Regions from separate parts of the Homo sapiens genome. Here region 1 is linked to region 2. A link is an interaction called in ENCODE POLR2A ChIA-PET data of the cell type or tissue named here. Cell type or tissue: Panc1. All regions are shown on one strand. Links, peaks and the distances in the headings refer to the core of each region. The heading gives the core; the rest is flanking DNA. Region 1 overlaps HACD1 (3-hydroxyacyl-CoA dehydratase 1). Region 2 overlaps STAM (signal transducing adaptor molecule).

Region 1 (2,923 bases), core at 139-2,638, 62 kb before region 2:
CATAGTATAAATGTTGGTGGATAAACAAATTAATATCAGCTATAAACAATGCCAGTGTAAAAATATTTCTGAATATGATGATCAGAATAATCAAACCAATGAACCTTATCACAAAACAAGCTTTGAATATCCTGCTTAGGCAACTTTGGATAAAAAGTCTTTCTATTTAGGTTCTTCCTAACTTAAGAAAGGTTACCATCACATTATATATACCTAGGGGGCTAAATTTACTCAGGTCATAATTACTTAAACTCACTGACCAATTATTGTAAATACTTCCATAAAATTCCGAGTAGCTGAACAGAAGGTATGGGCTTGAGTTCAAACCCTGCCTTAACTCACCAGCTACTGATTTTTTTTTTTTTTTTTTTTTTTGAGATGGAGTCTCACTCTGTCACTCAGGCTGGAGTGCAGTGGTGTAATCTTGGCTCACTGCAACCTCTGCCTCCCCGGTTTCAGTGATTTTCCTGCATCAGCCTCCTGAGTAGCTGGGACTACAGGTGCCCACTACCATGTCTGGCTAATTTTTGTATTTTTAGTAGAGACGGGGTTTCACCATGGTGGTCAGGCTGGTCTTGAACTCCTGACCTCAAGCAATCCTCCCACCTTGGCCTCCCAAAGTGCTGCGATTACAGGTGTGAGCCACCACACCAGGCCACAAGCTAGTGATTTTTAAGCAACTCACTTAACCTCTTTCATCTTAATGTAAATGAGAAATAATACTACTACTTTTGAATACTAAGTACTCAAAAAGTACTTTTAATTAGCAAAGGATTTAATAAGTAAAATTAATTGATTTATTACTAACATTAAGAATGCAGGGGGAGGAGGGAATTAAAAAAAAATGCAGTGGAAAACATGTTCTGGGCTGAGTGATTCTCTGGCCAGTGGGACTCAGTAGCTGGCAGCATGGTGAACTGGGAAGCTGCTACTGGTACAGGCCAGAGTCTACATCTCCCAGGACAACTGAAAAAGGTGCTTCAGGCTCTCCATTTCCATGGAGATGCCTCAAAAGCCATGAGGAGGAAGAGAACCCACTGTTTGAACCTGTAACTGTCAGACAGACACCGAAGCAAGCTCTGGTTCTGTTCAAGTAATGCTACCATTAACCTGCCATTGGGAAAAGAGAGGGATGTGAACCAATAGAGTAGGCATCCCCTCCTTAGCTCTCCCGAACTGGCTGGGGTAGAAAATCAGATACAGAATCAGGCTGAAGTGGTAGAAGACAAGGGGAAAACATATCTTTCACCACTAAGTCAATTTTGACTTTGGGAAAGATACAAGTTGGAGACATCTGCCGGGGGCAGGGGCTCATGCCTGTAATCCCAGCACTTTGGGAGACCAAGGTGGGTGGATCCCTTGAGGTCAGGAGTTTGAGACCAGCCTGGCCAATATGGTGAAACCTCGTCTCTACTAAAAATACAAAAATTAGGTGGGCACTGTGGCAGGCGCTTGTAATCCCATGAACCTGAGAGGCAGCGATTGGAGTGAGCTGAGATGGCGCCACTGCACTCCAGCCTGGGCAAAAGCGCAAGACTCTGTCTCAAAAAAAACAACAAAAAAAAGTTGGAGACCTCAAGGGGCTGGCCAAGTTTTATGCGCATCTCCTTTAGATGAAATAATTTGTATCATGTCGATGTAGATTTTAGAGCTATCAATATTTGACTTAAAAATATATCACTATTAGCCCCCACGCCTTTTTTTTTTTGAGACAGAGTCTCACTCTTATTGCCCAGGCTGGAATGCAATGGCATCATGTCAGTTCACTGCAACTTCTGCCTCTCAGGTTCAAACGATTCTCCTGCCTCAGCCTCCTGAGTAGCTGAGATTACAGGCATGCGCCACCATGCCCAGTTAATTTCTGTATTTTAGTAGAGACAGGGTTTTGCCATGTTGGCCAGCCTGGTCTCGAACTCCTGACCTCAGGTGATCCACCTGCCTCGGCCTCCCAAAGTGCTGGGATTATAGGCATGAGCCACGGAGCCCTGCCTCACTATTAGCAGCACTGAAATGGAGTAAAGCCTTACCAATTCACTTCAACTGCTGAAAGATGATGAGAAATTAGTGAAGAGGCTGACTTATTCAAAATCCTTTAAGAAAAGAGGCTTTATTATTTGCAAGTACATAGAGCAACACAAATAAGACTCAAAACTACTCCTAGATGATTTTTCCAAGTATATGCTTAATGAATAGATAGAAATGATCTGAAATTTTCTTGGACACAGTGTTTATACTCAGACATATAATTCTAAATGCTTGTAAAAAGTGCACTAATGCTTTAAACATGATTTGTTTTTATCTTTCTTTAAAAAAATCATACTAAGCTGATGTTTAAATGATTTTGAGAAAGCAATAATCCATGCGTTAATTTACCTGCCTTTATTCTCATAGCTAATGAACTGTCTTCTGCCTCTATCTCCCTTCACTTTTCCCAAATTATCAGTAAATATGGAGTTAAACCGAAGTTTTAATGTATTTGTAAGCAATTATTTCTAATTATTTCCCCTTGCATATTATTATATCCTTTCAAAAATTTCCACATCATATGTCAAATCAAAGTACTAATAAGTATATACTTACAAGGTATATATGATGCCATGGTTATAAGAAGAAAATAATAGTAGTCAAAAGAGACATTGTATTTGTTAGGAAGTCTTATTGAAAACATTCCTGTTTTCTTCACATGCGGCAAGGCAGCGTATATTGTAAGAAGTTCACCAGCAACTCCAACAGGATATAAGATGATAAAAAAATTATATCTGGAGAAAGAAAAACCTCAGAGAATTATTTTTCTACAATAATTATTAGACTTTACATTGCAGGTCTATTGCTACTACTAAATTTAAACTTCAAAATTCTCTTTTCTTTACATATTTACAATAACCTTACGTAAGGTTAATAGTTCTACTTTAATCATTTGCTT
Region 2 (2,923 bases), core at 138-2,637:
AGAGGAAAAAATATCATGTCTGTACCGAACACATAGAGACATTTTTCTTGTCATTATGCCCTATACAGTATAGTTATTTACATAACATTTACATTGAATTAGGCATGATAAGTGATCTAGAGAAATTAAAGTATATAGGAGGATGTGCAAAGGCTTTATGCAAATTCAATGCCATTTTATATTAGGGACTTGAGCATCCATACATTTTGGTATCTGTGGAAGATCCTGGAACCAATCTCCCATGTATACCAAGAGACAACTGCGTATCTCTATTGGCTGGTCCTGGTTTGTGTTTTTTGTGATAAAACTCTAATTGTAAGTATAGTACTTTCTATGTGAGTTGCTATGGTGAATTATCAATCCTGAAGGGTAGTGGGAACTTCCAGTTTGTATCCAGTTGGTCAGAAGTGCCTGGGGACCCCAGAGCTTGTGTCTGAGGTTTGAAGTGAAGGGAGTCTTATGGAGAGCTGTGTCTTCAACCTGTGAAGTCTTTGCTGACTGGGTAGTTAGCATCAGAAGTATGCTAGCCCTCTGGGTAGTTAGCAGTGCATTGTAGAGGGTTTCTGCATTTGAAAGTTAAGTTTGAAAACCATTAAACCAGGTATTATTGTTATTATTATTATTATTATTATTTTTGAGACGGAGGCTTGCTCTGTCACCCAGGCTGGAGTGCAGTGGCATGATCTCAGCTCACTGCAAGCTCCACCTCCCAGGTTCACGCCATTCTCCTGCCTCAGCCTCCCAGGTAGCTGGGACTACATGCGCCCACCACCAAGCCTGGCTAATTTTTTGTATTTTTAGTAGAGATGGGGTTTCACTGTGTTAGCCAGGATGGTCTCTATCTCCTGACCTCGTGATCCGCCCACCTCGGCCTCCCAAAGTGCTGGGATTACAGGCGTGGGTCACCGCGCCCGGCTAAACCAGGTATTATTTAAGGTCAATGTGTTACTATGACTTTTTGTGGCTTCATATTGCAGATACATGAGTAGTCTTATCATTTTTTTGAGCACTTAGACTGAGAGCATGGTTATTGAAATAATTCCCCAAAGTAAACCTTATTATTTTCAAGGGATTTACAATATATTACCAAAACTTGAGCAATGATAGGTAAATTTGAGCTAGTTCTCCTCTTTTCCCTCTTCCAAACTGCTTTTACATATTGGTGATAGATTAATATTTTTCAAAAAAGTCTAGGTCTTGTTGTTTTATTTCCTTATTTGGAACTCTTGGCATTCTGATGTTTCTTGAAGCAGTGCAAACACCTGAGATAGTATTTTAGGTCTTAATGTTGTTCTCTTATTATTCCAAATTTTCACAAAGTAGTCTGTATTTCAGCCAGCCTAGATTCTTCATTATACTTCTTTTCTGTTTTGATGACTTTACTTTTTACTTTATTCACTTAATTAGAAACAGATTAATTCATTATTCTGTCCTCTTCTTATTTTCTAAATACATCGGGAAGCCCTTCCTGATTCTCCTCTTCTCTCTCTCCAGGATCTTTACCTGTCTTTCAATTTGCTTTGGGCTTTGCATTATTTGAAACCCTTTCAATCTTAAATCTAAGTCTATCTGCTGGTTTCATTTCCTTTCTTAGATTGTAAGCTACTTCTGGTAGGGTATGGCGTGGACTAGAAGGCTATTCCATTTTGCTGAATATGTGTTCAAATTTTATAATTGCCTGCAAGTAAATCGCTTTATTGAGATCATGAATTGTTTGGATCTTTGTATTAATTCTTATGCAAGGAATTAATCTGTGTGAATAACCTGCTTTTGCTATCTTCTATGTTAGAAGATTTTAGGGTAGCTAGGTAGGTACCCTACCTAACCAATACCTATTGGTTATTATCCACTTGGTCTTTACTAGATGCTTATTTTAGTTGTCCGGTGGTAGTGACTAACTAGCAGGTGATGCTGTGATATATAGCAGGTATTATACACCTGTAAAATATTTGGTCAGAGTTGACTGCTTTTTATTTTCTGCGATTAAACTCACTTGACGTACTTCTGCTCTCAGTAGTAGGTCAAAATGAGGAAATAAGTGTACTCTGTTGATCTAGGCAACAGGGCATGGAGGAGAGTATGGAAACAAGAATTTCATTATCACTTGGTCAAGACCAACCATTACAGATAAGAATCTTGGTATGAGTCATTTCCACTGTCCCCCCAACCCATCTGTGTTTAAAAAATGGAGACTGCTATTGAAGATCTTGGTGATGTTATCTTTCAGCATATCTGCTCTTTGAATTGCAGTGTTCCAGTCAAGACTGGTTACCCTCTGCTTCTGTACAGCTGTTGTTTTGAAATATAATGATTTTTTTAAAGTTTTTTTTCCTCCTACGTGTGTATTCTTTTTCTCTTAAGTTGCTTTTTTCTTTTTCTTTTTTTGGTCTTTTTCTTTATCTTCCACATTAGAAGGTAGTTTCCTCACGCCTGCAATCCCAGCACTTTGGGAGGCCAAGGTGGGTGAGTCACCAGGTCAGGAGATTGAGACCATCCTGGCTAACACAGTGAAACCCGTCTCTACTAAAAATACAAAAAAATTAGCTGGACGTTGTGGCATGTGCCTGTAGTCCCAGCTACTCAGGAGGCTGAGGCAGGAGAATTGCTTGGACCTGGGAGGTGGAGGTTGCAGTGAGCCGAGATCGCACCACTGCACTCCAGCCTGGGTGACAGAGCGAGACTCCGTCTTAAAAAAAAAAAAAAAAAAAAAGATAGTTTCAGATAGCTTGCTTGTTTGCCCATGGCTAATACTGGAGAAATCAAAAGCACATTGGAAGTTCTGATCATGTGGTTAGGTCTCATTGACTTTTAACTTCACTGTAGGTTGGTCTGGTGGGCCATTGACTATGGAATTCTGCCTCTCCACTCCTCCCCCTGCAATATTACTGTCTTTAGGTCTTTCCTCTTGGGCTGACATAGAGCC

Evidence for each region. Peaks named below come from ENCODE experiments on the same cell type or tissue, not always from the same donor. Only the 100,000 strongest peaks of a DNase experiment are listed, where the experiment ranks them.
Region 1: POLR2A ChIA-PET joins it to region 2 with 6 read pairs; 7 of 35 experiments call an interaction of 5 or more read pairs at or near these places.

What each region holds. Positions count from the first base shown.
Region 1 is chr10:17,591,625-17,594,547 of GRCh38, forward strand. HACD1 (3-hydroxyacyl-CoA dehydratase 1) reads right to left here. Exons shown (of 7, transcript NM_014241.4): 6 at 2,581-2,759. Among named protein-coding and RNA genes, the nearest start is that of HACD1, 24 kb to the right of the region's middle. In Panc1, for the core only: no CTCF peak of the experiment used is centred there; no DNase peak of the experiment used is centred there.
Region 2 is chr10:17,653,605-17,656,527 of GRCh38, forward strand. All of the region lies in intron 1 of STAM (signal transducing adaptor molecule), which reads left to right. Among named protein-coding and RNA genes, the nearest start is that of STAM, 11 kb to the left of the region's middle. In Panc1, for the core only: no CTCF peak of the experiment used is centred there; no DNase peak of the experiment used is centred there; H3K27ac peaks cover 350 bases.